2 separate regions of the Homo sapiens genome follow, and region 2 is linked to region 1. Evidence: read pairs that join two places in POLR2A ChIA-PET (ENCODE). Cell type or tissue: OCI-LY7. All regions are shown on one strand. Links, peaks and the distances in the headings refer to the core of each region. The heading gives the core; the rest is flanking DNA. Region 1 overlaps LOC124905186 (a long non-coding RNA gene). Region 2 has its middle 9.9 kb from the start of GRIPAP1.

Region 1 (15,620 bases), core at 5,074-10,073:
CAGACTTCAGCAGCCCATTCATGAAGATCTAGTAATGTAGATGTTCTCACATCCTCCTTCCCTCTCAGATATGAGCCACTGCTGTTCAGAGGATTTCATATGAGGTTCATTCACATAGAAACTGCAATGATTCTTTGATTGTGTTTTTGTCTTAGTATAAAAAAAAAGGATTTTCAGCATGATTTGATGTTGGATGGCAGGCCATTGCTTAGAGGCTCCAGGCCTAATTCACCATCCCCTGTACCATGGTTGAATTAGAGTCTATGTGTGGCATTGATTTTGAGAACGGGAGATACTCATTTGAGAGGTAGTACTTTCAGGTGCTTTATGAATACTATCACACAATGGACTGAGTGAAATCTTCATGATAAAGCAAAGTTTTAGTGGTGGGGACTTTTTGAAGAACCCAGAACACTGAAATTGGAATGAGCATCAGATTTACAAGAATGGAGGTCATAAAGATGATGACCTACTGTGTGCCATGCCCTCTTAAACCTTATTAACAATCTGAAAAGCTCATATGCAAGGCAGGCATTGTTAGCTTAGATTTACAAGTGAGGCCTATAATCCCAGCACTTCGGGAGGCCGAGGTGGGTGGATCACTTGAGGCCAGGAGTTCGAGATCAGCCTGGCCAATATGGCAAAACCTCATCTCTACTAAAAATACAAAAATTAGCCAGGCGTGGTGGCACATGCCTATAGTCCCAGTTACTTGGGAGGCTGAGACATGAGAATCGCTTGAGCCTGGGAAGTGGAGGTTACAGTGAACCGAGATCATGCCACTGCACTCCAGCCTGGGCAACAGAGCAAGACTCTGTCAAGAAAAAAAAAGAAAAAAAAAAAGAAGGAAGGAGGGAGGGAGGGAGGAAGGGGAAGAAAACAAAAAAGATTTACAAGTGAGAAGACTGAGCTCAGGGATTACATAACCTGCCCAAGGCAAGAGACAGCCACGTTTGGCTGATTGTAGAGTCTGTGCCACCTTTGCCTCTCCATATGATAAAAAAAGTTGTCACAGAAAAAAAAAATCTTTGTATTAGCCATGTATTGATGTGTAACAAATTACCTAGAATTTAGCAGCTTAAAACAACAGACATTTATTATCTCATAGTTTCTGTGAGTCAGGAATCTAGTCACAGATTAGCTAGGTTCTCTGTCTCTGGATCTCTCATGAAGTTGGAATCAAGGTGGCAGCCGGGGCTGTGGTCTCATCTGAAAGCCTGATGGGTAATGGATCCACTTCCAAGCTGACTCATGTGGTTGTTGGCAGGTTTCAGTTGCTTGAGGGTTGCTGGACTGAAGGCCTCACTTTCTTGCTATAGAGGCCTCTCCATAGGGCAGCTCACACTGTGGCAGCTGGCTTCATCAGAGGGAGCAAAGAAGAGGGCAAGAGATAGTGACAGAGAGAGAGAACTAGCACATCAGAAGTCACAATCTTTTGGAGCCTAATCATAGAAGTGACATCCTACATCCTATCACTTTTGCCATATTCTGTTCATTAGAAGCTGGTCACTAGGTTCAGCCCACACTCAAGTGCAGGGATTTCCACATGGGTGTAAATATCAGAAGGCAGAAATCATTGGGGCCATGTCAGAAGCTGCCTATCACAGGACTCTTCTTGGCTCTGCTTTTAAAGAACTTGATTCACTGTGTCTTTATTCTTTTTTTTTTTTTTTGAAACGGACTCTTGCTCTGTCACTGAGGCTGGAGTGCAGTGGCGAAATCTTGGCTTACTGCAAGCTCCACCTCCCAGGTTCATGCCATTCTCCTGCCTCAGCCTCCCAAGTAGCTGGGACTACAGGCATCTGTCACCATGCCTGGCTAATTTTTTTGTATTTTTAGTAGAGACGGGGTTTCACCATGCTAGCCAGGATGGTCTTAATCTCCTGACCTCGTGATCCACCTGCCTCGGCCTCCCAAAGTGCTGGGATTACAGGCGTGAGCCACTGCGCCTGGCCTTTATTCTTTTAAGAGTAGGTAGATAATACATATACTGATGAACTGGAGACAATACATTTTTTTTTTTTTTGAGACGGAGTCTCGCTCTGTCGCCCAGGCTGGAGTGCAGTGGCACGATCTCGGCTCACTGCAAGCTCCGCCTCCCAGGTTCACGCCATTCTCCTGCCTCAGCCTCCTAAGTAGCTGGGACTACAGGCGCCCACCACCATGCTTGGCTAATTTTTTTTATATTTAGTAGAGACGGGGTTTCACCGTGTTAGCCAGGGTGGTCTCGATCTCCTGACCTTGTGATCCACCTGCCTCGGCCTCCCAAAGTGCTGGGATTACAGGCATGAGCCACCATGTCCGGCTGAGACAATACATTTTTAAAGATATATTTTTTGGATATTGGTTTGTGTGTTTATGTGTGTATATATATTTATATATATATATATATATTTTTTTTTTTAAAGAAATGGGGTCTCATTATGTTGCCTAGGCTGGCCTCGAAATCCTGGGCTCAAGAAATCCTGCCAGCTTAGCCTCCCAAGTAGCTGGGACTACAGGTGTGTGCCACTATAGCTGGCTTAATATATTTTTAATATTTATCTATGTATGTAAATTTATAGAAACATAAGTATTTATTTTTTATTTGTTTCACTCTGTTATCCAGGCTGGAGTGCAGTGCTGCAATCCTAGCTCACTATAGCCTCAAATTCCTGGGCTCAAGGGATCCTCCCACCTCAACCTCCCAAGTAGTTAGGACTACAGGCATGTGCCACCACACCTGGCTCATTGAAAAAAAAATTTTGTATAGATGGGATCTCTCTATGTTACCCAGTTTGATCTTAAACTCCTGGCCTCAAACGATCCTCCCAACTCAGCCTTCAAAGTCACTGGGATTACAGGTGTGAGCCACTGTGCCTGGCTCTTAAATTTATAATTTAGAACATATATTTAAAAATTAATGGAGGCCCTGCTGGTTAGGCATGTTGATACTGGAAGCATGAGATTCAGGAACTTTAAAAATTAATGGAAACCACTAAATGAGGAGAAATACCATCTATAACTTCAGAACCAGCAAAGGAAAAAATAAAATGTGTAATGGGGCAATTTCAAAAACTTTATCCATCTAACATATAATGGGAAAAGATGAGGGGGAACGGGGTAGTAAACAGCAAACATAAGATGGTAGAAATAAGTTCCAATACATAAGTAATCAAAATAAATATAAATGATTACATGCCTGTTGAAAACAGAGGTTATCAGATTGGATTTGTTGTTGTTGTTGTTAATTCAACTACAGACCTGTGACAGGAAACACGCTTAGAATAAAACCACAAAGAAAGGTTGAAAATAGAGGGATGGAAAAAGATACACCAAGCAAATATGAACCAAAAGAGAGTTGGACCACATAAACAACTGCCTAGTAGACCTTTCCATTTTTATGTGCTTTGACACCTCAAACTCAGTGTGCCCACAGAGAACTCATCATGTCACAGAGAGGAATGTCAGTGAACAAGTGCGGACCAAAGCCAGACTGGAGTAGGATAAGAGAGAGAAGGATATATGGCTAGGCACAGTGGCTCATGCCTATAATCCCAGTACTTTGGGAGGCCGAGGTAGGAAGATTGCTTGAGCCCAGGAATTTGAGATCAACCTGGGCAACATAGTGAAACCCCATCTCTGCAAAAAATACAAAAATTAACCAGGCACTGTGGCACATGCCTGTAGTCCCAGCTACTCAGGAGGCTGAGGTGAGAAGATCACTTGAGCCCTGGGAGGTGGAGGTTTCAGTGACCCATGATCTTGCCACTGCATTCCAGCCTGGGTGACAGAGTGAGACCCTATCTCAGAGAGAGAGAGACAGAGAGAGAGAGAGAGAGAGAGAAGTGTGGAGTCCATGAGGGAGGATGACTCTATTTAAGGTACTGACGTCCAGGAGAAGAGAACATGAATAGTGCTAAAGAAAGAGGTTTCCTCTCCCTCTCCCTCTCCCTCTCCCTCTCCCTCTCCCTCTCCCTCTCGGTCTCCCTCTCCCTCTCCCTCTCGGTCTCCCTCTCCCTCTCCCTCTCGGTCTCCCTCTCCCTCTCGGTCTCCCTCTCCCTCTCAGTCTCCCTCTCCCTCTCGGTCTCCCTCTCTTTCCACGGTCTCCCTCTCATGTCGAGCCGAAGCTGGACTGTGCTGCTGCCATCTCGGCTCACTGCAACCTCCCTGCCTGATTCTCCTGCCTCAGCCTGCCCAGTGCCTGCGATTGCAGGCGCGCGCCGCCACGCCTGACTGGTTTTCGTATTTTTTTGGTGGAGACGGGGTTTCGCTGTGTTGGCCGGGCTGGTCTCCAGCTCCTAACCGCGAGTGATCCGTCAGCCTCGGCCTCCCGAGGTGCCGGGATTGCAGATGGAGTCTCGTTAACTCAGTGCTCAATGGTGCCCAGGCTGGAGTGCAGTGGCGTGATCTCGGCTCGCTACAACCTCCACCTCCCAGCCGCCTGCCTTGGCCCCCCAAAGTGCCGAGATTCCAGCCTCTGCCCGGCCGCCACCCCGTCTGGGAAGTGAGGAGCGTCTCTGCCTGGCCGCCCATCGTCTGGGATGTGAGGAGCCTCTCCGCCTGGCTGCCCAGTCTGGAAAGTGAGGAGCGTCTCTGCCCGGCCGCCTTCCCACCTAGGAAGTGAGGAGTGCCTCTTCCCGGCCGCCATCCCATCTAGGAAGTGAGGAGCGTCTCTGCCCGGCCGCCCATTGTCTGAGATGGGGGGAGCGCCTCTTCCCCGCCGCCCTGTCTGGGATGTGAGGAGCGCCTCGGCCCGGCCACGACCCCGTCTGGGAGGTGAGGAGCGTCTCTGTCCGGCCGCCCCGTCTGAGAATTGAGGAGACCCTCCGCCTGGCAACCGCCCCGTCTGAGAAGTGAGGAGCCCCTCCGCCCGGCAGCCGCCCAGTCTGAGAAGTGAGGAGCCTCTCCGCCCGGCAGCCACCCCGTCTGGGAAGTGAGGAGCGTCTCCGCCCGGCAGCCACCCCGTCCGGGAGGGAGGTGGGGGGGTCAGCCCCCCGCCCGGCCAGCCGTCCCGTCCGGGAGGGAGGTGGGGGGTCAGCCCCCCGCCCGGCCAGCCGTCCCGTCCGGGAGGGAGGTGGGGGGTCAGCCCCCCGCCCGGCCAGCCGCCCTGTCCGGGAGGTGAGGGGCGCCTCTGCCCGGCCGCCCCTACTGGGAAGTGAGGAGCCCCTCTGCCCGGCCAGCCGCCCCATCCGGGAGGGAGGTGGCCGGGAAGGAGGTGGGGGGGTCAGCCCCCCGCCCGGCCAGCCGCCCCGTCCGGGAGGGAGGTGTGGGGGTCAGCCCCCCGCCCGGCCAGCCGCCCCGTCCGGGAGGGAGGTGGGGGAGTCAGCCCCCCGCCCGGCCAGCCGCCCCGTCCGGGAGGTGAGGGGCGCCTCTGCCCGGCCGCCCCTACTGGGAAGTGAGGAGCCCCTCTGCCCGGCCACCACCCCGTCTGGGAGGTGTACCCAACAGCTCATTGAGAACGGGCCATGATGACAATGGCGGTTTTGTGGAATAGAAAAGGGGGAAAGGTGGGGAAAAGATTGAGAAATCGGATGGTTGCTGTGTCTGTGTAGAAAGAAGTAGACATGGGAGACTTTTCATTTTGTTCTGTACTAAGAAAAATTCTTCTGCCTTGGGATCCTGTTGATCTGTGACCTTACCCCCCAACCCTGTGCTCTCTGAAACATGTGCTGTGTCCACTCAGGGTTAAATGGATTAAGGGCGGTGCAAGATGTGCTTTGTTAAACAGATGCTTGAAGGCAGCATGCTCCTTAAGAGTCATCACCACTCCCTAATCTCAAGTACCCAGGGACACAAATACTCTGCCTAGGAAAACCAGAAAAAAAAAAAAAAAAAAAGAGGTTTTAGTACAGCTTTGGGTATACTGGAAGCAGTTTTATTTGCAGAAGGTAAAAGGCTGTGCAATAGACTGAATGTTTGTGTCTCCCCAAACATGTTGATATCCTAACCCCTAATGTGATAGTATTAGAAGGTGGGACCTTTGGGAGGTGATTAAGTCATGACAGTGGAGCCCTCATGAATGGGATTGGTGCCCTTATGAAAGGGACCCCAGGCTGGGCGCAGTGGCACACGCCTGTAATCCCAGCACTGTGGGAGGCCGAAGCAGGTGGATCACCTGAGGCCAGAAGTTCAAGACCAGCCTGGCCAACATGGCGAAACCCTGTCTCTACTAAAAATACAAAAATTAGCTGGGCATAGTGGTGTTTGCCTGTAATCCCAGCTACTCAGGAGGCTGAGGCAGGAGAATCGCTTGAACCCAGGAGGCGGAGGTTGCAGTGAATGGAGATGGTGCCACTGCAGTCCAGCCTGGACGACAGAGTGAGACTCTGTCTCAGAAAAATATAAATACATAAATAAATAAATAAAAGGGACCCCAGAGAGTTCTTTCCACAATGTGAGGATACAATGAAAATTTAGCTGTCAGCAACCCTAAACAGCATCCCTACCAGAACCTGACCATGCTGGAACCGTAATGTCAGACTTCCAACCAGAACTGTTAAGAGAGAAATTTCTGTTGTTTATAAGCCACCCAGTCTATGGCACTTTGTTATACCAGTCAGAACTGACTAAGACAGAAATTGGTACTGAGAAGTGAGGGGTGCTATGTAACGAATACCTAAAAATGTGGAAGTGGCCTTGTAATTGTAATGACTAGAGGCTGGAAGAGTGCCATGGTTTGAATGTTCCCTCCAAAACTCATGTTGACCTTTAATTGCCATTGTAACAGTATTGAGAGGTGGGGTCTTTAAGAAGACATTAGGTCATGGGGCTGTCACCTTCATGAATGGACTAATGCTGTTATTGTGGGAGTGGCTTTGTTATAAAAGTGAGCTGTCTCTCGCATGCACCCTCTTGCCATTCTGTCTACCCATGATGGGATGATGCAGCATGAAGGCCTCATCTGATGCTAGCACCATGCTCTTAGACTTCCCAGCCTCCAGAACTGTGAGCTTGTTAAGCTTCTTTTTAAAATTATTTTTATTTTTTATTTTTTTGAGACAGAATCTCACTCTGTCACCCAGGCTGGAGTGCAGTGGCACGATCTCTGCTCACTGCAACCTCTGCCTCCCAGGTTCAAGCAATACTCCTGCCTCAGCCTCCCGACTAGCTGGGATTACACGCATTCATCACCAGGCCCAGCTAATTTTTGTATTTTTAGTAGAGATGGTGTTTCACCATGTTAGTCAGGCTGGTCTCAAACTCCTGACCTCAAGTGATCCACCCACCTTGGCCTCCCAAAGTGCTGGGATTATAGGTGTGAGCCACTGCACCTGGCTGAGCTTCTTTTCTTTATAAATTACCTGGTCTGTGGTATTCTGTTATAGCAACAGAAAACAGACTAAGACATAAATTTGGGTGCATGCGCTAGAAAAATCCTATATTGCCACCAGGTGCGGTGGCTCACACCTGTAATCCCAGCACTTTGGGAGGCCGAGGTGGATGGATTATGAGGTCAGGAGTTTGAGACCAACTTGACCACCACGGTGAAACCCCATCTCCACTAAAAATACAAAAAAAAAAAAAAAAATTAGCCGGGCGTGGTGGCGCACACCTGTAATCTCAGCTACTCAGGAGGCTGAGGCAGGAGAATTGCTTGAACCAGGGAGGTGGAGGTTGCAGTGAGCCAAGATTGCGCCACTGCACTCCAGCCTGGGCAACAGAGCAAGACTCCATCTAAAAAAAAGAAAAAGGAAAAAAAGAAAAATCCTATATTGCCATTGAATGGACCTTTAAAGGTGATTCTGATGAGCAGTCAGAAAGAAATGAGGAGAGCTGTAGAGAAAGCTTCTGCTTTCTTAAAGAATACATAAGTAATCATGAACAGATTGGTGGTAGAAATATGGGTGGTTAAAGGCTGTTCTGATGTGGTCTCAGGTAGAAATGAGGAACGTGTTATTGGACAGTGGAGAAAAGGTGATCCTTGTTATAAAGTAGCAAAGAACCTGGCTGAATTGTGTTTACGTTTTAGTGTTTTGTAGAGGGTAGGACTTGTGAACAGTGAAATGGAGATTTAGCTGAGGAGATCTCTAAGCAAAGTGTTGAAAGGAGAGGCTTGGTTCCTCCTGACTGCTTATAGTCAAATTTGAGAAGAGAGATATGAATTGAAAACAGAATTGTTATGCAAAAAGGAACCAGAACTTAAACTTACCCAAGCTATGAGGGTGACATTGCTCCCTCAGTGGGTCTGGAAAATTCTCAGCCTGTCCCTGTCCATATTACAAAACATGACAAAGCATGTTTGGAAGAGAACACTAAGGATCTGCTGGACTATTTGACAAGGAGATTACTGTGAATGTGAACTGTGGACTTCATTAACCATCTCAACAAAACAGCAATAGCGATGGGATTGTACTGGAAATGGCACTGCTGACTGGGACTAAAGGAAACAGAGAAAATGGGACAAAATGGCTGGGCACAGTGGCTCATGCCTGTAATCCCAACACTTTGGGATGCTGAGGCGGGTGGATCACCTGAGATCAGGAGTTCAAGACCAGCCTCACCAACATGGTGAAACCCTGTCTCTACTGAAAATACAAAAATTAGCCGGGTGCGGTGGTGCACGCCTGTAATCCCAGCTACTTGGGAGGCTGAGGCAGGAGAATCACTTGAACCCAGGAGGCGGAGGTTGCAGTGAGCTGAGATTGCACCACTGCACTCCAGCCTGGGTGCTGGGCAACAGAGGGAGACTCTGTCTCAAAAAAAAAAAAGAAAAAGAAAAAAAGAAAATGGGACAAAATGAAGGAAGATGATTAAACTTCTTAGATCCTATAGGACCAAACCATAGAACTATTCGGCTGTGAACACACACTGTTCTTCAAGATAAGGGAAGAAGAACCCTGAAGGTGATTCAGAGACCGTCCAGGTCACCAGTCCCATCAGAGGCCCAGAGTACATGGGCTTAGGGCATAGGACTACCTGCACCTCCATTTCTTTTTTTTTTTTTTTTTTGAGACAGAGTCTCGCTCTGTCATCCAGGCTGGAGTGCAGTGGCACAATCTTGGCTCACTGCAAACTCCGCCTCCCAGGTTCATGCCATTCTCCCACCTCAGCCTCCCAAGTAGCTGGGACTACAGGCGCCCACCACCACGCCCAGCTAATTTTTTGTATTTTTAGTAGAGACGGGGTTTCACCCTGTTAGCCAGGATGGTCTCGATCTCCTGACCTTGTGACTGGCCTGTCCTGGCCTCCCAAAGTGCTGGGATTACAGGTGTGAGCCACCACTCCCAGCCTCCACCTCCATTTCAAAGGGTGAGACCAATGCCCAGTAGAGCGGTGGGGATGGAGGCTCCCAGCAGAGCCCTGAGGCTACAACTCCTGCCCTGACAACCACAGCATGAGCAGTGAGTGCTGCCAAACTGTTGTTACCGGGCCGGGGGGTGGGGGTCCTTGCTTCCAGAGCTCCCAAGATGGTGGTGGGCTGCTTCCAAGATGGTGGCAAGCCTCGGGTTCTCTGACCTGGGGTTCTTGGCCTCACGGATTCCAAGGAATGGAGTCTTGGGCCATGCGTGAGTGTTATAGCTCTATTAAAAGCCGTGGGTCACGGAAGAGAACCGTGGAACCCAGTGACTAGTGTTCAGCTCGATTAGGACAAACACAGGCACTTAGCCATGCAGGAACAATGGCAAGCCTTTAGCCCGATCGGGAGCAGCAGTGGACGGCTTGCTGGATCAGGAGCACAGCGGACACCCTGCCGGATCTGGAGGGATGGAAGTCAATGGCGGGTCTGCGACGGCGGCAAACAGCAGTGGTGGACTGCAAGTGAAAGCTCAGCTCGAGCCGTAACAAACACGGACCAGAAGAGAGTGCAGCTGCAAGATTTAATAGAGTGAAAACAGAGCTCCCATACAAAGGGAGGAGACCCAAAGAGGGTAGCCGTTGCGGGCTCGAATGCCTGGGTTTATATCCCTATCATTGTCCCTCCCGCTGTGCTCTCAGGTGATAGATGATTAGCTATTTCTTTACCTCCTGTTTTTGCCTAATTAGCATTTTAGTGAGCTCTCTTTACTCCCTGATTGGTCGGGTGTGAGCTAAGTTGCAAGCCCCGTGTTTAAAGGTGGATTGCGGTCACCTTCCCACCTAGGCTTAGGGATTCTTAGTCAGCCTAGGAAATCCAGCTAGTCCTGTCTCTCACTGTGAGGGTGACATTGCCCCCTCAGTGGGTCTGGCATGAGGGACTGACACCCCAGTAGGTCTGGAGGCAAAGCTTCAAGCCAAAGAGGATTACCTGAGTCTCAAGATCTCACAGAACTTCCCTTGCTAGGTTTTGGACTTGCTTGGGACTTGTCACCCCGTCCTCCTTCCCTGTTTCTCCCTTTTGGAATGGGAATGTTTATAGACCCTCTTTGTGTCCCATCATTGTATTTTGGAAGCAAATACTTTGGTTTCTTTTAAGCAGCTGAAGAGGAATTTTGCTTCAGGGTGAGTTTCACCCATACCTGATTTAGATGATCTTTAGATGAGACTTTTGGCTTTAGACTTTAGAGTTCATACTGGAATGAGTTAAGATTTGGGGGGATGTTTGGATGGAATTGAATGTAGTTTGCATGTGAGAAGCACATGAATTGTCGGGGGCAGGCAGGTGTTGGAAGGCAATGGACTGAATGTTTGTGTTTTCCTGTCTTAGTCCAGTTTCTGTTGCTTATAACAGAATACCTGAAACTGGGTAATTTTAAAGGAAATGAATTTCTTTCTTACAGTTGTGGGGGCTGAGAAGTCTAAGGTCAAGGGGCTGCATCTGGTGGGGGACTTTTTGCTGGTGAGGACTCTGAAGAGTCCTGAGACAGTGCAGGGTATCACTTGGCAAGGGGCTGAGCGTGCTAGCTCAGATCCCTCCTCCTCCCTCCTGTTCCTCTTCTTCCTTTCTTTCTTTTTTTTTTTTTTTTGAGACAGAGTCTTGCTTTGTTGCCCAGGCTGGAGTGCAGTGGTGTGATCTCAGTTCACTGCAGCCTCCACCTCCTGGGTTCAAGAGATTCTCCTGCCTCAGCCACCCGAGTAGCTGGGATTACAGGCATGTGGCACCATGCCTGGCTAATTTTTGTATTTTTAGTAGAGATGGGGGTTTTGCCATGTTGCCCAGGCTGGTCTCGAACTCCCGACCTCAAGTGATCTGCCCACCTCAGCCTCCCAAGGTGCTGGGATTATAGGCATGAGCTACTGTGCCTGGCCTTAAAATACTTTCTAAAATGCTTAGATATTAGAGCTGCAAGGGCCCCTAGAGATCATCTGTGTCAGGGAGGACAAACCCTTTCTCTCACATCTTTATTCCTCACAACCCATGCTCAGGGCAGACATTGATATTTTGACTCAACCTGAAGATTTTTCTCATCCCTCACTTGGGACAGCTATTAAGCAGCCACCAGAGTTAGCACCTGGGGTTAGATTGTTTTAAAATATAACCAAGAATCTTTAAAAATTGAGGTATGGTGAGCCCAGCAGATCACAAGGCAACTGCCATTGAAAAGATAGTTTGTTACTCACAGTTCTCAAGAGGAGGGGGCTTGCCAAGCCATGGCCATGCAAGGGCCACATGGGAGGCACCAGGGTCAGTCAGGAGTCAGGAGTGAGGAGAAAGCATGGGCCCAGAGCCTTTATTGTAGGTTTTATGGGAAGGAATGGATGAGACAGGATTGGCAAGCTGAGAAACCTTAGGACTGGATAGTTTGAATGATTTTGGTGGGCTACAGGGTGGCCCCTAGTTGTTCAGTACCTGGCCCTGGAGGGGGAATATTGGCTGGTGTGTGAGAGTTAGAAAAAGGAGGTGGTTTGGGTATGGTCTCATGATTGTTGGTTTGCATATCAAAAGCATGCTCAGAGTCAAGTTCTGTAGGAATTAGTTAGCCCTGGGAGGGACAGTCTCTCCAAGATTAGCAAGGCCCCAAGATGTCAAAGCATCATGAAATACAGAAAATTAAAAAACACGATTAATGTGCATATCCATCCCCAGCCCTGATAACTGTAACACCTTCATAACAAAAGTGGAAACCTGGGCCGGGCGTGGTAGCTCACGCCTGTAATCCCAGCACTTTGGGAGTCCCAGGCAGGCTGATCACCTTAGGTCAGGAGTTCGAGACCATCCTGGCCAACATGGTGAAACCCCATCTCTACTAAAAAAAAAAAAAAAATTAGCTGGGCCTGGTGGTGCATGCCTGTAATTCCAGCTACTCAGGAGGCTGAGGCAGGAGAATCGTTTGAACCCAGGAGGCAGAGATTGCAGTGAGCCGAGATCACGCCATTGCACTCCAGCCTGGATGACAGAGCAAGACTCTTATCTCAAAAAACAAAACAAAACCAAGTGGAAGCCTGAAACAGATGAATAAAGTGATTTGTACAAAGTGAGGCAGCCAGTTAGTGTCAGAGACCTCTAAGTGTCTCAACTCAGTCCATCTCTTTGTCACTTTTTCCATAGCAAGCTAGCTCCTTCTCCTGCTCCATCTCACTAATTGCTAGTAGATCAATTTTCTTAGGTTGGTATGTCATTCTGTGCATAATGCACAGAAATCGCCTTGCAAAAGCCAAAGTAGCTTTGATGTGACTTCTAAAACGAAACTGCTGCTGCTCAGTGGAGAATGATCTTAAAAGGCTGCCAAGGCATGCCCTTCATGTCAGAAATGTCTACCATTGCTTTTCATGCATGTCTCTGCCACTGTGCAAACTATATCTTTTGTTCTAATCAAATAATTTAATAATAAATATTGCAGAAACTGTTTTAAATCTCTTATACTAATTATATTAATTGACCTAATTTTCACAGCAACCCTATGAGTACGGGTTTATCTCCATCTTGTTTTATTTAATTTGGAGACAGAGTCTCACTCTCTCGCCCAGGCTGGAGTGCAATGGCACGATCTCCACTCACTGCAGCCTCCTCCTCCTGGGCCCAAGCGATCTTCCCACCTCAGTCCCCCAAGTAGCTGAGACTACAGGTGTGCACCACCACACTCAGCTAATTTTTGTATTTTTTGTAGAGACGGGATTTTGCCGTGTTGCCCAGGCTGGTCTTGAACTCCTGACCTCAAGCAATCCACCCACCTCTGCCTCTCAGAGTGCTGGGATTACAGGCATGAGCCACCACGCCCAGCTCATATACCCATTTTAAAGATGAGGAAAGTGCAGCACAGAGACATTCAGTAACTGGCACAGCTAATAAGTGGCAGAACTGGAATTCAAATCCAAGCTAACTCCAGAGTCCCCCTCTTTACCACCACACACTGCCAACAGAAATGTTGTTCTGACTGCAAAGAAATTGCTCACTTTTTAATTTAAGAAAAAAGGATGATCAAGAGAATGAGATGATAGCCAGGTGTGGTAGTGTGCACCTGTAATCCCAGCTACTTGGAGGTTGAGGCAGGAGAATTGCTTGAACCCAGGAGGCAGAGGTTGCAGTGAGCCGAGATTGCACCACTGCACTCCAGCCTGGGTGACAGAGTGAGACTCCGTTCCCCCCTCCCCACAAACGTGAATGAAATGACAAGCCACAATATTTGCAAAAGAGGTGTCTGATAAATGACTATTATCCAAAATTGCAAAGAGCTCTTAAAACTCAACGGTAAGAAAATGAACAACCTGATTAAAAAATGGGCAAAAGACCTGAATAGACACCTCACCAAAGAAGGTGGACAGATGGCAAATAAGCATATGAAGATGCCCAACATCATATGTCATTAGAGACTTGCAAATTAAAACAACAGTTAGGCTGGGCGCAGTGGCTCATGCCTGTCATCCCAGCACTTTGGGAGACCAAGGCGGGCGGATCACCTGAGGTCAGGAGTTCAAGACCAGCCTGACCAACATGGAGAAACCCCGTCTCTACTAAAAATACAAAATTAGCTGGGCGTGGTGGCACATGCCTGTAATCCCAGCTACTAGGGAGGCTGAGGCAGGAGAATTGCTTGAACCTGGGAGGCGGAAGTTGCGGTGAGTCAAGATCGCGCCATTGCACTCCAGCCTGGGCAACGAGAGTGAAACCCTGTCTCAAAATTAAAAAAATAAAAAATAAAATAAAACAACAGTGAGATGCCACTACACACCTATTAGAATGGTGAAAACAACACACTGACAACACCAAATGCTGTCGAGGATGTGGAGCAACAGAAACTCTCATTCATGAGAATGCAAAATGGCACAGCCACTTTGGAAGACAGTTTGGCGGCTTCTTACAAAACTAAACATACTCTTACTATACCATCCAGTAATTGCATTCCTTGATATTTACCCAAATGACTTGAAAACTTATGTCCCCACGTAAATCTACACACAGGAATGTTTATAGCAGCTTTATTCATAATTGCAAAAACATGGAAGCAACCAAAATGTCCTTTGGTAGGTGAGTGGATAAATAAACTGGTACATCCAGATAGTGGAATATTATGCAGTGAGAAAAAGAACTGAGCTACCAAGCCATAAAAAGACATGGAAGAGGCCAGGCGCGGTGGCTCATGCCTGTAATCCTAGCACTTTGGGAAGCGGAGGCAGGTGGATCACTTGAGGTCAGGAGTTTGAGACCAGCCTGGCCAACATGGTGAAACCCCATCTCTACTAAAAATGAGCTGGGCGTGGTGGCACACGCCTGTAATCCCAGCTACTCAGGAAGCTGAGGCAGGAGAATCACTTGAACCCGGGAGGCGGAGGTTGCAGAGAGCCGAGATCGCGCCACTGCACTCCAGCCTGGGTGACAGAGCGAGACTCTGTCTCAGAAAAAAAAAAAAAAATGGAGGAAACTTAAATGCATATTACTAAGTGATAGGTTTGGCTGTGTCCCCACCCAAATCTCATCTTGAATTATAGCTCCCATAATTCCCACGCGTTGTGGGAGAGACCCAGTGGGAGATAACTGAATCATGGGGGGCAGTTTCCCTCATATTGTTCTCATGGTAGTGAATAAGTCTCACAAAATCTGATGGTTTCATAAGGGGAAAACCCTTTTGCTTGGTCCACATTCTCTTTTATCTGCCACCATGTAAAACATGCCTTTTACCTTCCACCATTATTGTGAGGCCTCCCCAGCCACGTGGAACTGTGACTCCGTTAAACCTCTTTATAAATTACCCAGTCTTGGGTATGTCTTTATAAGCAGCATGAGAACAGACTGATATACTAAGTGAAAGAAGCCAATCTGAAAAGGCTACATACTGTATGATTCCAACTATATGACATTCCGGAAAAGGCAAAACTAAGGAGGCAGTAAAAAGATTAGTGGTTTACAGGAGTTGAGGGGAAGGAGAGATGAATAAGTGGAGCACAGAGGATTTTTAGGGCAGTGAAACTACTCTGCATGATACTGCAATGATGGATATGTGTCCTTGTATCTTTGTCAAAACCCATAAAATATACAACACGAGTGAGTCATAATGTAAACTATGGACTTTGGGTGATGATGATGCGTCAATTGCAGGTTCATCAATTGCAACAACTGTACAGCTCTGGTTAGGGGTGGTGATAGTGACAGAGGTTGTGGGTGTGTAGGGGCAGGAGTTATCTGGGAAATTTCTGCACTTTCTGCTCAATTTTGCCATGAACCTAAAACTGCTCTAAAAAATAAAGTCTTAAAAAAAGATGAAATTTTAAAACAATGATTCCAAAGTCATTTTGGGCATGTTGGCATCCTGAGATTATAAACAAGATTATGATTATAAACGAGG
Region 2 (15,620 bases), core at 4,407-9,406, 360 kb before region 1:
AATGAAGGAAAGTGATCCCTGAGAGATGGGAAACAAACAAGGTAAGCATGATGGTTGCCCAGCTTACTGCCTGGAGATGGAGAAGGCCAATTCAGGATGAACCTTGAAAATACGCTAAGTGAAATTTGCCAGACACAGGACAAATATTGATTCCACTTATATGTGGTATTTAGAATAGGCAAGTTACTAGAGGAAGAAAGTAGAATAGAGGTTACCAGGGCCTTGGGGATGGGGAAAATGGAGAGTTATTGCTTAATGGGTACAGAGTTTCTGTTTGGGATGATGAAAAAGTTCTGGAAATAGACAGTGGCGTTGGTTACACAACACTGTGAATGTACTTAATGCTCCTGAATTGTACACTTACAGATGGTTAAAACGATAAATTTTATGTCATGCACATTTTACCTCAATTTTAAAAAAGGATAAAGGAGAATATTACAAACAAATTTATGCCCATACTTCTCACAACAAATTCCTTGCAAGACACAAAATACCAATGCCCACTCAGGAAGAAATAGATAACTTGACTAGCCCTATATATATTAAATAAATTGAATTTGTAGTAAAACACATTCCCCTGAAGGAAATTCCAGGCCCAGATGGCTTCCTTGGGGAACTGTACCATATATATATAGAAGAAATAATATGAATTCTGCACAAACTCTTCCAGAAAATTTAAGAGGAGGGGATACTTTCCAACTCATTCTATGAAACTAGCATTACTCTGATACAAAACCACAGAAAGTCATTACAAGAAAAGAAAGCTATATGTAACTATCCTTCATGAACACAGATGCAAAAGTTCTTAACATTTTAGTAAATCTTGTTTTTTTGCTTTTTTTTTTCTTCTTCTTTTGGAGACAGAGGCTCACTCTGCTGCCCAGGCTGAAGTGCAGTGGCGCAAACTTGGCTCACTGCAACCTCTGCCTCCTGGGTTCAAGCGATTCTCCTGCCTCAGCCTCCCTAGTAGCTGGGATTGCAGGCATATGCCACCACGCCCAGCTAATTTTTGTATTTTTAGTAGAGACGGGGTTTCACCATGTTGGCCAGGCTGGTCTTGAACTCCTGATCTCAGATGATCCACCCGCCTCTACCTCCAAAAGTGCTAGGATTACAGGCGTAAGCCACGTGCCCAGCCCATTTTAGTAAATCAAATCCAACAATATATACAAAAGAAAATACATCAAGATGAATTTGAATTTATTCCAAGAATGCAAGAAAAACCATCTCAAGAGATGCAAAGAAAAGCGTTTGACAAAATCCACCATCCATTCCTGATTTAAAAAAAACTCTTGGCCGGGTGCAGTGGCTCACGCCTGTAATCCCTGCACTTTGGGAGGCCAAGGCGGGTGGATCACCTGAGGTTAGGAGTTTGAGACCAGCCTAGCCAACATGATGAAACCCCACCTCTACTAAAAATACAAAAAATTAGCTGGACGTGGTGGCGTGCACCTGTAATCCCAGCTATTCAGGAGGATGAGGCAGGAGGATCACTTGAACCCGGGAGGTGGAGGTTGCAGTGAGCCTAGATCGGACCACTGCACTCCAGCCTGGGCAAGAAGAGCAAAACTCTGTCTCAGAAAAAAAACCAAAAACCAAAAACCAAAAAAACCTCTCAGAAAACTAGAAATGAAAGAAGGTAATATCTCCTCCATATGATAAAGAGCAATTACAAATAACCTATAGTAATGTCAAACTCAATGGTGAAAGACTGCCTTTCCTCCTAACATAACATTACAAACAGGCCAACATGTCCTTTTTTTTTTTTTTTTTTTTTTTTTTGAGACGGAGTCTCACTCTGTGGTGGCCCAGACTGGAGTGCAATGGCGCGATCTCAGCTCTCTGCCTCCCAGGTTCAAGTGATTCTCCTGCCTCAGCCTCCCAAATAGCTGGCATTACAGGCGCCCGTCACCATGCCCGACTAATTTTTGTATTTTCTTAGTAGAGATGGGGTTTCACCATGTTGGCCAGGCTGGTCTCGAATTCCCGACCTCAGGTGATCCACCCATCTCAGCCTCCCAAAGTGCTGGGATAACAGGCGTGAGCCACCGTGCCTGGCTCTTTTTTTTCTTTTTTTTTTTTCTTTTTGAGACAGGGTCTGGCTCTTGGCTCACTGCAACCTCCGTCTTCTGGGCTCAAGCATTCCTCCCACCTAAGCCTCCTGAGTAGCTGGGACTTACAGGCGCACGCAACCATGCCTTGCTAATTTTTGTATATTTTGTAGAGATGAGGTTTCACCATGTTGCCCGGGCTGGTTTCTAACTCCTGGCCTCAAGTGATCCACCTGCCTCAGCCTCCCAAAGTGCTGGGATTACTGGCGCGAGCCACTGCACCCAGCTAATTGTATTTCTATAAACTAGCAGTGACCCATAGGAAATTGAAACCTTAAAATAACATGTATGGGCTGGGCATGGTGGCTCACGCCTGTAATCCCAGCATTTTGGGAGGCCCAGGCAGATGGATCACTTGGGGTCGGGAGTTTGAGACCAGCCTGGCCAACACAGTGAAACCCCCATTTCCACTAAAAATGCAAAAATTAGGCCAGGAGGGGTGGCTCACACCTGTAATCCTAACACTTCGGGAGGCCAAGGCAGGTGGATCACCAGAGGTCAGGAGTTCAAGACCAGCCTGGCCAACATGGTGAAACCCCATCTCGCTTGAACCCCGGAGGAAGAGGTTGCAGTAAGCCAAGATGGCGTCACTGCACTCCAGCCAAGGCAACAGAACAAAACTCCATCTCAAAAAAAAAAAAAAAAAAAGGCCAAGTGCAGTGGCTCATGCCTGTAATCCTAGCACTTTGGGAGGCTGAGGTGGATGGATCACGAGATCAGGAGTTGGAGACCAGCCTGGTCAATATGGTGAAACCCTGTCTCTACTAAAAATAAAAAATAACTAGCCCGGTATGGTGGTGTGTGCCTGTAGTCCCAGCTATTCAGGAGGCAGAGGTGAGAGAATCGCTTGAACCTGGGAGGCAGAGGTTTCAGTGAGCCGAGATTGTGCCGCTGCACTCTAGCCTGGGCAATAGAGGGAGACTCTGTCTCAAAAAACAAACAAACGAAAAATTAGCCAGGCGTGGGGGCATGAGCCTGTGGTCCCAGCTACTCAGGAGGCTGAGGCAGGAGAATCCCTTGAATGCGGGAGGCAGAGGCTGCAGTGAGCCGAGATGGTGCCACTGTACTCCAGCCTGGGTGAGAGAGTGAGACTCTGTCTCAAAAAATAAAAGAAAAAAAATAAAAAAAGAAAGAAAGAAATTAAATAATTCCCAAATGAATAGACACACCATGTTTATGAAGCAGGAGACTCAATATTATTAAGATACCAGTTCTCCTGACGTTGATCTATAGAATCAATGTAATCCCAGTCAAATCCCAGCGGATATTTTTGTAGAATTGACAACCTGATTCTTTTTTTTTTTTTTTTTTTTTGAGACGGAGTTTCGCTCTTGTTGCCCAGGCTGGAGTGCAATGGCGCAATCTTGGCTCACTGCAACCTCTGCCTCCCAGGTTCAAGCAATTCTCCTGCCTCAGCCTCCCGAGTAGCTGGGATTACAGGCATGCACCACCACGCCCAGCTAATTTTGTATTTTTAGTAGAGACGGGGTTTCTCCACGTTGAGGCTGGTCTCGAACTCCTGACCTCAAGTGATCCGCCTGCCTCGGCCTCCCAAAGTGCTGGGATTACAGGCGTGAGCCACCGCACCCGGCCGACAACCTGGTTCTAAAAGTCATATGGAAATGTAAAAAAACTAAAACAACTTTGAAAAACAAGAACAAATTTGGAGGACCTGCACTTCCTGACTTCATGACTTATTATAAAGCTACAATAATCAAAATATTGTGGTATCTGTGTCAAGACAGCCAATTATATCAATGAAAGAGAACAGAAACCCCAGAAATAGACCCACACATATATGTTCAATTGATTTTTGAAAAAAGTGCTAAGTGCAGAATGGATATTCTTTTCAACAAATAATGTTGGAACAATTGGATAGCCATGTGCCCTCAATTTCTTTTTTTCTTTTTCTTTTTCTTTTTTTTTTTTTTTTTTTGTGGAAATGGAGTCTCGCTCTGTCGCCCAGGCTGGAGTGCAGTGGTGTGACTTCTGCTCACTGCTACCTCCACCTACCGGGTTCAAGCAATTCTTGTGCCTCTGCCTCCTGAGTAGCTGGGACTGCAGTCGCATGCCACCACGCCCAGCTAATTTTTGTATTTTTAGTAGAGATGGGGTTTCGCCATGTTGGCCAGGCTAGTCTCCAACATCTGGCCTCAAGCAATCCACCCGCCTCGGCCTCCCAAAGTGCTGGTATTACAGGATCCCTGAAGTTTTAACACTCATTGCCTCATAGGGGAGAGGATTGACTGAGAACAGCTGGGAAAGAACTGGGGTGATGTAAACATTCTTTTTTTTTTTTTTTTTGAGACAGAGTCTAGCTCTGTCGCCCAGGCTGGAGTGCAGTGACGCGATCTCAGCTTACTGCAACCTCCACCTCCTGGGTTCAAGCGATTCTCCTGCCTCAGCCTCCCGAGTAGCTGGGATTACAGGCACCCGCCAGCACACCCAGCTAATTTTTGTATTTTTAGTAGAGACGGTGTTTCAGTGTGTTGCCCAGGCTAGTCTTGAATTCCAGACCTCGTAATCTGCCCGCCTTGGACTCCCAAAGTGCTGGGATTACAAGTGTGAGCCCCCGCGCCCTGCTGATGTAAACATTCTATATCATGATAGGGGTAGGAGCTACTTGAGTGTATTCTTTTTTTTTTTTTTTTTTTAGAGACGGAGTCTCACTCTGTCACCCAGGCTGGAGTGCAGTGGCGCGATCTCGGCTCACTGCAAGCTCTGCCTCCCAGGTTCACGCCATTCTCCTGCCTCAGCCTCCCAAGTAGCTGGGACTATGGGCAGCCGCCACCACGCCCGGCTAATGTTTTGTATTTTTTTTTAGTAGAGATGGGGTTTCACCATGTTAGCCAGGATGGTCTCGATCTGACCTCGTGATCCGCCAGCCTCGGCCTCCCAAAGTGCTGGGATTACAGACGCGAACCACCACACCCGGCCAAGTGTATTCTTTATCAGGCTGCTGTGAATTTTGATTTGTGAATTTTACCACATGTAAATTTTACCTCAAAAATGCCTGTAAACAGGCTGGGCGCGGTGGCTCACGCCTGTAATCCCAGCACTTTGGGAGGCCGAGGCGGGCGGATCACGAGGTCAGGAGATCGAGACCATCCTGGCCAACACGGTGAAACCCCGTCTCTACTAAAAAAAATACAAAAAATTAGCCGGGCGTGGTGGCAGGCGCCTGTAGTCCCAGCTACTCGGGAGGCTGAGGCAGGAGAATGGCGTGAACCCAGGAGGCGGAGCTTGCAGTGAGCCGAGATTGCGCCACTGCACTCCAGCCAGCCTAGGCGACAGAGCAAGACTCTGTCTCAAAAAAAAAAAAAAAAAGAAAAAAAAAAGAAAAATGCCTGTAAACAATGGGTTGGGTATGCTGGCTCCCACCTGCAATCTGGGCACTTTGGGAGGCTGAGACAGGAGGATTGCTTCAGGCCAGGAGTTGGAGACAACCCTGGGGAACATAGTAAGGTCCCTGTCTCTACTATATATATATGTGTGTGTATATATATGTATGTGTGTGTATATATATATATGTATGTGTATATATAGTGTGTGTATATATATATACATATCTATCTATCTATCTATATATTTTTTGAGAGTCTGGCTCTTGTTGCCCAGGCTGGAGTGCAATGACGCAATCTTGGCTCACTGCAACCTCTGCCTCCTGGCTTCAAGCGATTCTCCTGCCTCAGCCTCCTGAGTAGCTGGGATTACAGGCGCCCGCCACCATGCCCAGCTAATTTCTGTATTTTAAGTAGAGATGGGGTTTCACCACGTTGGCCAGGCTGGTCTCGAACTCTTGACCTCAGGTGATCTGCCCACCTCAGCCTCCCAAAGTGCTGGGATTAAGGTGTGAGCCACCATGCCCGGCCTACAAATTTTTTTTTTTTTTGAGATGGAGTCTCACTCTGTCGCCCAGGCTGTAGTGCAGTGGTGCGATCTCGGCTCACTGCAACCTCCACCTCCCAGGTTCAAGCGATTCTCTTGCTTCAGCCTCCCAAGTAGCTGGGACTACAGGCACGTGCCACCAATCCCAGCTAATTTTTTGTGTTTTTAGTAGAGACGGGGTTTCACCGTGTTGGCCAGGATGGTCTCGATCTCCTGACCTCGTGATCCGCCCGCCTTGGCCTCCCAAAGTGCTGGGATTACAGGCGTGCGCCACCGCCCCCGGCCACAAAAAAATATTTTTTTTAAAATTAGCCAGGCGTGGTGGCATGTACCTGTAGTCCCCACTACATAAGAGGCTGAGGTGGGAGGATCGCTTGAGCCCAAGAGTTTGAGGCTGCGGTCAGCTGTGATCACACCACTGCACTCCAGCCTGGGTGACAAAGTGAGACCCTGTCTTAAAGAAAAAAAAAAAAAAGGTCTGGGAGGCTGAAGTATGAGAATTGCTTGAACCCAGGAGGTGGAAGTTGCAGTGAGCTGAGATCGTTCCACACTGCACTCCACCCTGGGTGACAGAGCAAGACGCTGTCTCTAAAAAAAATATATATATATATCTGTAAACAAATATTGTACTCTGGTAAGTAGATTTGCTTTTGTAGTGGTGTGGGTTAGGCAATTCTGAAAATTCCTTTGTGTAATCTAGGTTTGAGGAAACAAGTAATTAGGAATAATGGGAGTTAGATTACTTACTAAAAGAGTGACAAATATGGATGGGGAAAACAAAAGTTTACCCTGAAGTGTTGAATTGGAATTGGAGGTATCAGGATGATCTCATGGTTTTATATATAGACAGAGAAAGAGAGTTATGTTATAAAGAGAACTAGTGTGCATGTCTGTGTATGTGTCCCCTGTCTGTTCACTGAGAGGGCCTACAAACAGATATATCTCTAGCAATGAGCAATAAGCGCATCTAGGGTACAGATTTGGTTTCATTTTCATTTTTCTATTTTTCTTCTTTTTTTTTTTTTTTGAGATGAAGTCTCGCTCTGTCACCCAGGCTGGAGTGCAGTGGTGCGATCCCAGCTCACTGCAATCTCTGTCCCCCAGATTCAAGCAATTCTTGTGTCTCAGCGTCCCGAGCAGCTGGGACTACAGGTGTGTGCCACCGAGCCCGACTAATTTTTGTATCTTTAGTAGAGAGGGGGTTTCACCACGTTGCCCTGGCTGGTCTCAAACTCCTGGTCTCAAGTGATCCACCCACCTCGGCCTCCCAAAGTGTTGGGATTACAGGTGTGAGCCACCGCGCCCAGCCGGTTTTTCCATTTTAAATTATGTCTTGAAATAATTTCGGATTAATAGAATAGTTGCAGCTGGCCCGGTGGCTCATGCCTGTAATTCTAGCACTTTGGGAGGCTGAGGCAGGCTGATTGCTTGAGCTCAGGAGTTCAAGACCAGCCTAGGCAATATGGCAAAAACCATCTCTACAAAACATACAAAAATTAGTTGGGTGTGGTGGTGGGCGCATCTACAAAACATACAAAAATTAGTTGGGCCTGGTGGTAGGTGCCTGTGGTCCCAGTTACTCAGGAGGCTGAGGTGGGAGGATCACTTGAGCCCAGGAGGTCAAGGCTGTAATGAGCCGTGTTCATGCAACTACACTCTAGCCTGGGAGACTAGAGTTGAGACACTATCTCGAAAAGGCTGAAAGGCTGGATGCAGTGGCTCATGGCTGTAATCCCAGCACTTGGGAGACCGAGGCAGGTGGATCACCTGAGGTCGGGAGTTCAAGACCAGCCTGGCCAACGTGACAAAACCTCATCTCTACTAAAAATAAAAAAAAAAAATTTTAAATTAGCCAGGCTTGGTGGCAGGCACCTGTAATCCCAACTACTAGGGAGGCTGAGGTAGGAGAATCACTTGAACCCGGGAGGTGGAGGTTGCAGTGAGCTGAGATCACGCTATTGCACTCCATCCTGGGTGACAAGAGCAAAACTCCATCTCAAAAAAAAAAATAGCCAGGTGTGGTGGCGCATGTCTGTAATCCAGCTACTTGGGAGGCTGAGGCAGGAGAATAGTTTGAACTGGGGAGGTGGAGGTTGCAGTGAGAAGAGATCGCACCATTGCACTCCAGCCTGGGCAATGAGAGCCAAACTCCATCTCAAAAATAAATAAATTAATGAAAAGTCTGGGCACAGTGGATCACGCTTGTAATCCAAGCACTTTCGGAGGCTGAGGCAGGTGGATCACCTGAGGTCAGGAGTTGGAGACCAGCCTGACCAACATGGTGAAACCCCATCTCTACTAAAAATACAAAAATTAGCCAGGCATGATGGTGCATGCCTGTAATCCCAGCTATTTGGGAGGCTGAGGCAGGAGAATTGCTTGAACCCGGGAGGCAGAAGTGGCAGTGAGCTGAGATCTCGCCACTGTACTCCAGACTGGGCAATATGAGCAAAACTCTGTCTCAAAAAAAAAAAAAAAAAAAAAAAAGTTGGCTGGGCCTGGTGGCTCATGCCTGTAATCCCAGCACTTTGGGAGGCTGAGGTAGGCAGATCACTTGAGGTCAGGAGTTTGACACCATCGCCTGGCCAACATTGTGAAACCCCATCTCTATTTAAAATACGATAATTAAAACCCCATTGTCTCAGCCGAAAATCTCCTTAAGCTGATAAGCAACTTCAGCAAAGTCTCAGGATACAAAATCAATGTACAAAAATCACAAGCATTCTTATACACCAATAACAGACAGAGAGCCAAATCATGAGTGAACTCCCATTCACAATTGCTTCAAAGAGAATAAAATACTTAGGAATCCAACTTACAAGGGACGTGAAGGACCTCTTCAAGGAGAACTACAAACCACTGCTCAATGAAATAAAAGAGGATACAAAGAAATGGAAGAACATTCCATGCTCATGGGTAGGAAGAATCAATATTGTGAAAATGGCCATACTGCCCAAGGTAATTTATAGATTCAATGCCATCCCCATCAAGCTACCAATGACTTTCTTCACAGAATTGGAAAAAACTACTTTAAAGTTCATATGGAACCAAAAAAGAGCCTGCATTGTCAAGTCAATCCTAAGCCAAAAGAACAAAGCTGGAGGCATCATGCTACCTGACTTCAAACTATACTACAAGGCTACAGTAACCAAAACAGCATGGTACTGGTACCAAAACAGAGATATAGATCAATGGAACAGAACAGAGCCCTCAGAAATTACGCCACATATCTACAACTATCTGACCTTTGACAAATCTGAGAAAAACAAGCAATGGGGAAAGGATTCCCTATTTAATAAATGGTGCTGGGAAAACTGGCTAGCCATATGTAGAAAGCTGAAACTGGATCCCTTCCTTATACCTTATACAATAATTAATTCAAGATGGATTAAAGACTTAAACGTTAGACCTAAAACCATAAAAACCCTAGAAGAAAACCTAGGCATTACCATTCAGGACATAGGCATGGGCAAGGGCTTCATGTCTAAAACACCAAAAGCAATGGCAACAAAAGCCAAAATTGACAAATGGGATCTAATTAGACTAAAGAGCTTCTGCACAGCAAAAGAAACTACCATCAGAGTGAACAGGCAACCTACAAAATGGGAGAAAATTTTCGCAACCTACTCATCTGATAAAGGGCTAATATCCAGAATCTATAATGAACTCAAACAAATTTAGAAGAAAAAAACAAACAACCCCATTAAAAAGTGGGCAAAGGATATGAACAGACACTTCTCAAAAGAAGACATTTATGCAGCCAAAAGACACATGAAAAAATGCTCATCATCACTGGCCATCAGAGAAATGCAAACCAAAACCACAGTGAGATACCATCTCACATCAGTTAGAATGGCAATCATTAAAAAGTCAGGAAACAACAGGTGCTGGAGAGGATGTGGAGAAATAGGAACACTTTTACACTGTTGGTGGGACTGTAAACTAGTTCAACCATTGTGGAAGTCAGTGTGGCGATTCCTCAGGGATCTAGAACCAGAAATACCATTTGACCCAGCCATCCCATTACTGGGTATATACCCAAAGGACTATAAATCATGCTGCTATGAAGACACATGCACATGTATGTTTATTGCATCAGTATTCACAATAGCAAAGACTTGGAACCAACCCAAATGTCCAACAATGATAGACTGGATTAAGAAAATGTGGCACATATACACCATGGAATACTATGCAGCCATAAAAAATGATGAGTTCATGTCCTTTGTAGGGACATGGATGAAATTGGAAATCATCATTCTCAGTAAACTATCGCAAGGACAAAAAACCAAACACTGCATGTTCTCACTTATAGATGGGAATTGAACAATGAGAACACATGGACACAGGAAGGGGAACATCACACTCTGGGGACTGTTGTGGGGTGGGGGGAGGGGGGAGGGATAGCATTAGGAGATATACCTAATGCTAAATGACGAGTTAATGGGTGCAGCACACCAGCATGGCACATGTATACGTATGTAACTAACCGGCACATTGTGCACATGTACCCTAAAACTTAAAGTATAATAATAATAAAAAATAAATAAATAAATAAAATATAATAATTAGCCCATCGTGGTGGCGCCCACCTGTAATGCCAGCTACTCAGGAGACTGATGAAGGAGAATTGTTTGAACCCAGGAGGCGGAGGTTCCAGTGAGCTGAGGTTGCACCACTGCACTCCAGCCTGGATGACAGAGTGAGACCCTGTCTCAAAAAAAAAAAAAAAAAAAAAAAAAAAAAGGACACAGGTGGGATCCAGGAAATCCATGCACAGGCTTCTTTATGCTCTGTACCTCCCTTGAGCAACAGACTGAAATCCAGAGGACCAGGCACAGGCTTCCAAGAGTCGCCCTGTGGAGTCATACAAGACTCAATTTCTCCAGCAATGAGTTGTGACAACATGTGCAAAGTGTTGTCTACTGGGGAAGCTCATTAGAGACTCAGTGGCCAAGGCTTTTTAGTGGGGACTGGTCACATAGGTACTCTCTACCTAGCACATATCAGAATCCTAGACTCTGAGGGAATGCAGGTGTTCCGCATAAACCACATAGTTTCTACAAACAGTTTAGGCACAATAAACCACTCTTGTTTTTTGTTTTTTTGTTTTTTTTTGTTTTGTTTTTTGAGACAGAGTCTCGCTCTGTCGCCCAGGCTGGAGTAGAGTGGCATAATCTCTGCTGACTGCAACGTCCTCCTCCTGGGTTCAAGCAATTGTCCTACCTCGGCTTCCCCAGTAGCTGGGATTACAGGACACTGCAACGATGCCCAGCTAATTTTTGTATTTTTAGTAGATACAGGGTTTCACCATGTTGGTCAGGCTGGTCTCAAACCCCTGACCTCAAGTGATCCACCCGCCTCGGCCTCCCAAAGTGCTGGGATTACAGGCATGAGCGACTGTGCCCAGCCACAATGAACAACTCGTATCAGTGTAGCAAACTGTTTACTAGCCAAATTGGCAGATGCTAGTCAAGGGCTAACCTTGCAATCAGATCTTTCTAAGGATAATAGTCTCAGTCTCTTCTGTACAAAGACATTTAAGAGAAAGTCGTTCTCCAAAGACATTTAAGAGAAAGTCATTCTCTTTTTTTTTTTATTTGAGTCAAAGTCTCGCTCTGCCACCCAGGCTGGAGTGCAGTGTCGCGATCTTGGCTCACTACAACCTCCGCCTCCTGGGTTCATGCAATTCTCCTGCCTCAGCCTCCCAAGTAGCTGGGATTACAGGCGCCTGCCACCACGCCCGGCTAAATTTTGTATTTTTGGTAGAGACAGGTTTCGCCATGTTGGCCAGGCTGGTCTCAAACTCCTGACTGCAAGTGATCTTTGTTTTTTATGATGTTGATGTCTTGATGAGTTCTTTAGTTGGGGTTTGCCTAATAGCTTCTCATGATTCGATTCAGATTATGAATTTTTGGCAGAAATACCACAGAGGTGACTTGTGTCTTTCTCAGTGCATTACGTCGGAAAGCACATAATACCAATTTGTCCCTGTCCTGGTGACGCTAAAGGTGACTTGGTTAAGGTAGTGTTCTCCATTATAAAGTTACCCTAATCCTTGTTATAATTAAAAAGTAAGCCTGGGCAACATAGTGAGATCTCGTCTCTACAAAAAATTTAAAAATTAGCCCTCTGGGCCGGGTGTGGTGGCTCACGCCTGTAATTCCAGCACTTTGGGAGGCCGAGGCGGGGTGATCACCTGAGGTCAGGTCAGGGTTCAAGACCAGCCTGACAAACATAGTGAAACTCCGTCTCTACTCAAAATAGAAAAAATTAGCTGGGCATGGTGGCAGGCGCCTGTAATCACAGCTACTCAGGAGGCTGAGGCAGGAGAATCGCTTGAACCCACCACACCTGGCTAATTTTTGTATTTTTAGTAGAGACCGGGTTTCACCACGTTGGTCAGGCTGGTCTTGAACCCCTGACCTCAGGTGATCTGCCTGCCTTGGCCTCCCAAAGCGCTGGGATTACAGGCGTGAGCCACAGCACCCAGCCTTTTTTTTTTTTTTTTTTTTTTTTTTAATAGAGAGTCTTGCTCTGTCGCCCAGGCTGGAGTGCAGTGGCCCGACCTCGGCTCACTGCAACCTCTGCCTTCCAGGTTCAAGCGATTCTCCTTCTTCAGCCTTCCGAGTAGCTGAGATTACAGGTGCCCGCCATCATGCCCGGCTAATTTTTGTATTTTTAATAGAGACGGGGTTTCACCATGTTGGCCCGGCTGGTCTCGAACTTCTGACCTCAATTGATCCACCTGCCTCGGCCTCCCAAACCGCTGGGATTACAGGCGTGAGCCACTGCGCCTGGCCAATGATGCTTGCCTAAAACAATTATTACAGTAGTAGTTGCCAAATAGTTATTTTCTAATTCCATCATTCCTTGTACATTTATTAGTTGGCATTCCTCTGTGAGGAAGAGTTTTCCCTTCGCCTCCATTTATTTATTTAGATCACTTTGGACTCTTGTATTCTTTTTTAATTCAAATTCTTTCAATGTGTGGTTAAAACAAGATGTTCCAGGCTAATCTTGTACTTTCCTTGCCCCAGCCCTGCAATCAGCTATTTCTCTAAGGGGCCCTGGTTCCTGTTAGTGGAAAATGGTAATTAGGCAAGAGAAATCAATTACAGCCAGTGTGACTGATTGGAAAAGAATAAAGATATCCCTATTTTCAGATGATATGATTTTGTACCTGGTAAACCCTAGAGAATCAATGATAAAACACTCTAACAATAAAAGTATTCAGTAAAATGGAAGGATATAAAATTAACATAGAGAAATCAATGGCTTTTGTATATATCAACAATAACCAGTGAGAGGATATAAAGACGCATAGTGGCTCACATGTGTAGTCCCAGCTACTTGGGAAGTTGAAATGGGAGGATGGCTTGAGCCCAGGAGTTCACGGCTGTAGTGTGCCATGATCATGCCTATAAATAGCCAGTGCAGTCCAGCTGGGGCAACATAGTGAGATCCTGTCTCTACCGAAAAAAAAAAAAGAGATACAATGATAGAGAAAACCTCATTTACAATAGCATCCATAGCATCAAAGAAAATAATTAGGAAGAAATCTAACAAGAAATGTGAAAAAAATCTATGTGTGGAACACTTTAAAATGCTTCTGTCAAAACCCATTGATCTTTACGATATAAAAAAAGTTTGTTAATGTATGCAAAATTTTAAAAAAAGCAACCAGGAGGTCAGGGAATCCAGTATGGAATGGAGACTGTGACAACATAATTTATATATTACAAATGTAGGCAAGGGCCGGGCACGGTGGCTCACGCCTGTAATCCCAGCACTTTGGGAGGCTGAGGTGGGCAGATCCCTTGCAGCCAGGAGTTTGAGACCAACCTGGCCAACATGGTGAAACCTGTCTCACCAAAAATACAAAAATTAGACGGGCATGGTGTCACGTGCCCATAATCCCAGCAACTTGGGAGGCTGAGGTAGGAGAATCGCTAGAACCTGGGAGGCAGAGGTTGCAGTAAGCCAAGATCGGGCCACTGAACTCCAGAGCGAGACTTCATCTCAAAAAATCACACACATACAAAAAAAAACCAAAAGTAGGCCTAGTGTGGTGGCTCACCCCTGAAATCTTAGCACTTTGGAAGGCAGATGTGGGTGGATCACTTGAGCCCAGGAGTTTGAGACCAGCCTGGGCAACATAGTAAGACTTGGTTTCTACAAAAAATTAAAAAAAAATTAGCTGGGCATGGTAGCCTGTGCCTGTAGTCCCAGCTACTTGGGAGGCTGAGGTAGGAGGACTGGTTGAGCCCAGAAGGTCGAGGCTGAAGTGAGCCGAGATTGCACCACTGCACTCCAGTCTGGATGACAGAGCGAGACCCTGTCTCAAAAAAAAAAAAAAAAAGAAAAAGAAAAGGAAAAGGCCGTGTGTGGTAGCTTAGCTCACGTCTTTAATCCCAGCACTTTGGGAGGCCGAGGCGGGTGGATCACCTGAGGTCAGGAGATCGAGACCAGGCTGGCCAACATGGTGAAACCCCATTTCTACTAAAAATACAAACGTGGTGGTGGGTGCCTGTAATCCCAACTACTCGTGAGGCTGAGGCAGGAGAATCGCTTGAACCCGGGAGGCAGAGGTTGTGGTGAGCCAAGATCACGCCATTGCACTCCAGCCTGGGCGACAAGAGCAAAACTCCGTACACCCTCACCCAAAAAAGTTGTTAATATTCCTAATATGCAAAGAGGCCAGGTGCGGTTGTGCACACCTGTAACCCCAGCACTTTGAGAGGCAGAGGCGGGAGGATAACTTGAGGTCAGGAGTTTGAGACCAACCTGGCCAACATGGTGAAACCCCGTCTCTACTAAAAATACAAAAATTAGCTGGGCATGATGGTGGGTGCCTGTAGTCCCAACTACTTGGGAGGCTGAGGCAGGAGAATCTCTTGAACCCGGGAGGCAGAGATTGCAGTGAGCCGAGATTGCACCACTGCACTCCAACCTGGGCAACAGAGGGAGACTCTGTCTCAAAAGAAAAATAATAATTAAATTAAAAAAATAAAATAAGAACAGATATTAAAATGATTCTTGGTGGCATATGTCTGTAGTCCCAGCTACTTGGGGGGCTGAGGTGGGAGAATTGCTTGAGCCCAGGAAGTCAAGGCAGCAGTGAGCCCTGATTGTGCCACTACACTCCTGCGTGGGCGGTAGAGCAAGACCCTGTCTCAAAATAAAATAAAATGAAATAAAATAAGTTCGGGCACGGTGGCTCATGCCTGTAATCCCAGCACTTTGGGAGGCCGAGGCAGGTGGATCGCCTGAGGTCAGGAGTTCAAGACCAGCCTGACCAATGTGGTAAAACCCTGTCTCTACTAAAAATACAAAAATTAGTCGGGCATGGTGGCAGGCGCCTGTAATCCCACCTACTTGGGAGGCTGAGGCAGGAGAATTGCTTGAACCTGGGAGGCGGAGGTTGCAGTGAGCTGAGATCGCGCCAATGCACTCCAGCCTGGGCAACAAGAGTGAAACTCCGTCTCAAAAAAACAAATAAATAAAAATTAAAAATAAAATAAACATAGGACAAGGTGGTGAATCTCACTCATAATAAGAGAAACACAAATTAAAACTACACTAAGAGAATGGATAAACAAATTGTGGTATAGTCATACT

What was found. Peaks named below come from ENCODE experiments on the same cell type or tissue, not always from the same donor. Only the 100,000 strongest peaks of a DNase experiment are listed, where the experiment ranks them.
Region 2: POLR2A ChIA-PET joins it to region 1 with 6 read pairs; 2 of 35 experiments call an interaction of 5 or more read pairs at or near these places.

The regions. Positions count from the first base shown.
Region 1 is chrX:48,649,018-48,664,637 of GRCh38, reverse strand. LOC124905186 (a long non-coding RNA gene) reads right to left here. Exons shown (of 2, transcript XR_007068228.1): 2 at 1,070-1,357. Among named protein-coding and RNA genes, the nearest start is that of WAS, 27 kb to the left of the region's middle. RefSeq lists an enhancer at 15,572-15,620. In OCI-LY7, for the core only: no CTCF peak of the experiment used is centred there; no DNase peak of the experiment used is centred there; H3K27ac peaks cover 592 bases.
Region 2 is chrX:49,004,382-49,020,001 of GRCh38, reverse strand. No RefSeq gene overlaps it. Among named protein-coding and RNA genes, the nearest start is that of GRIPAP1, 9.9 kb to the right of the region's middle. In OCI-LY7, for the core only: no CTCF peak of the experiment used is centred there; no DNase peak of the experiment used is centred there.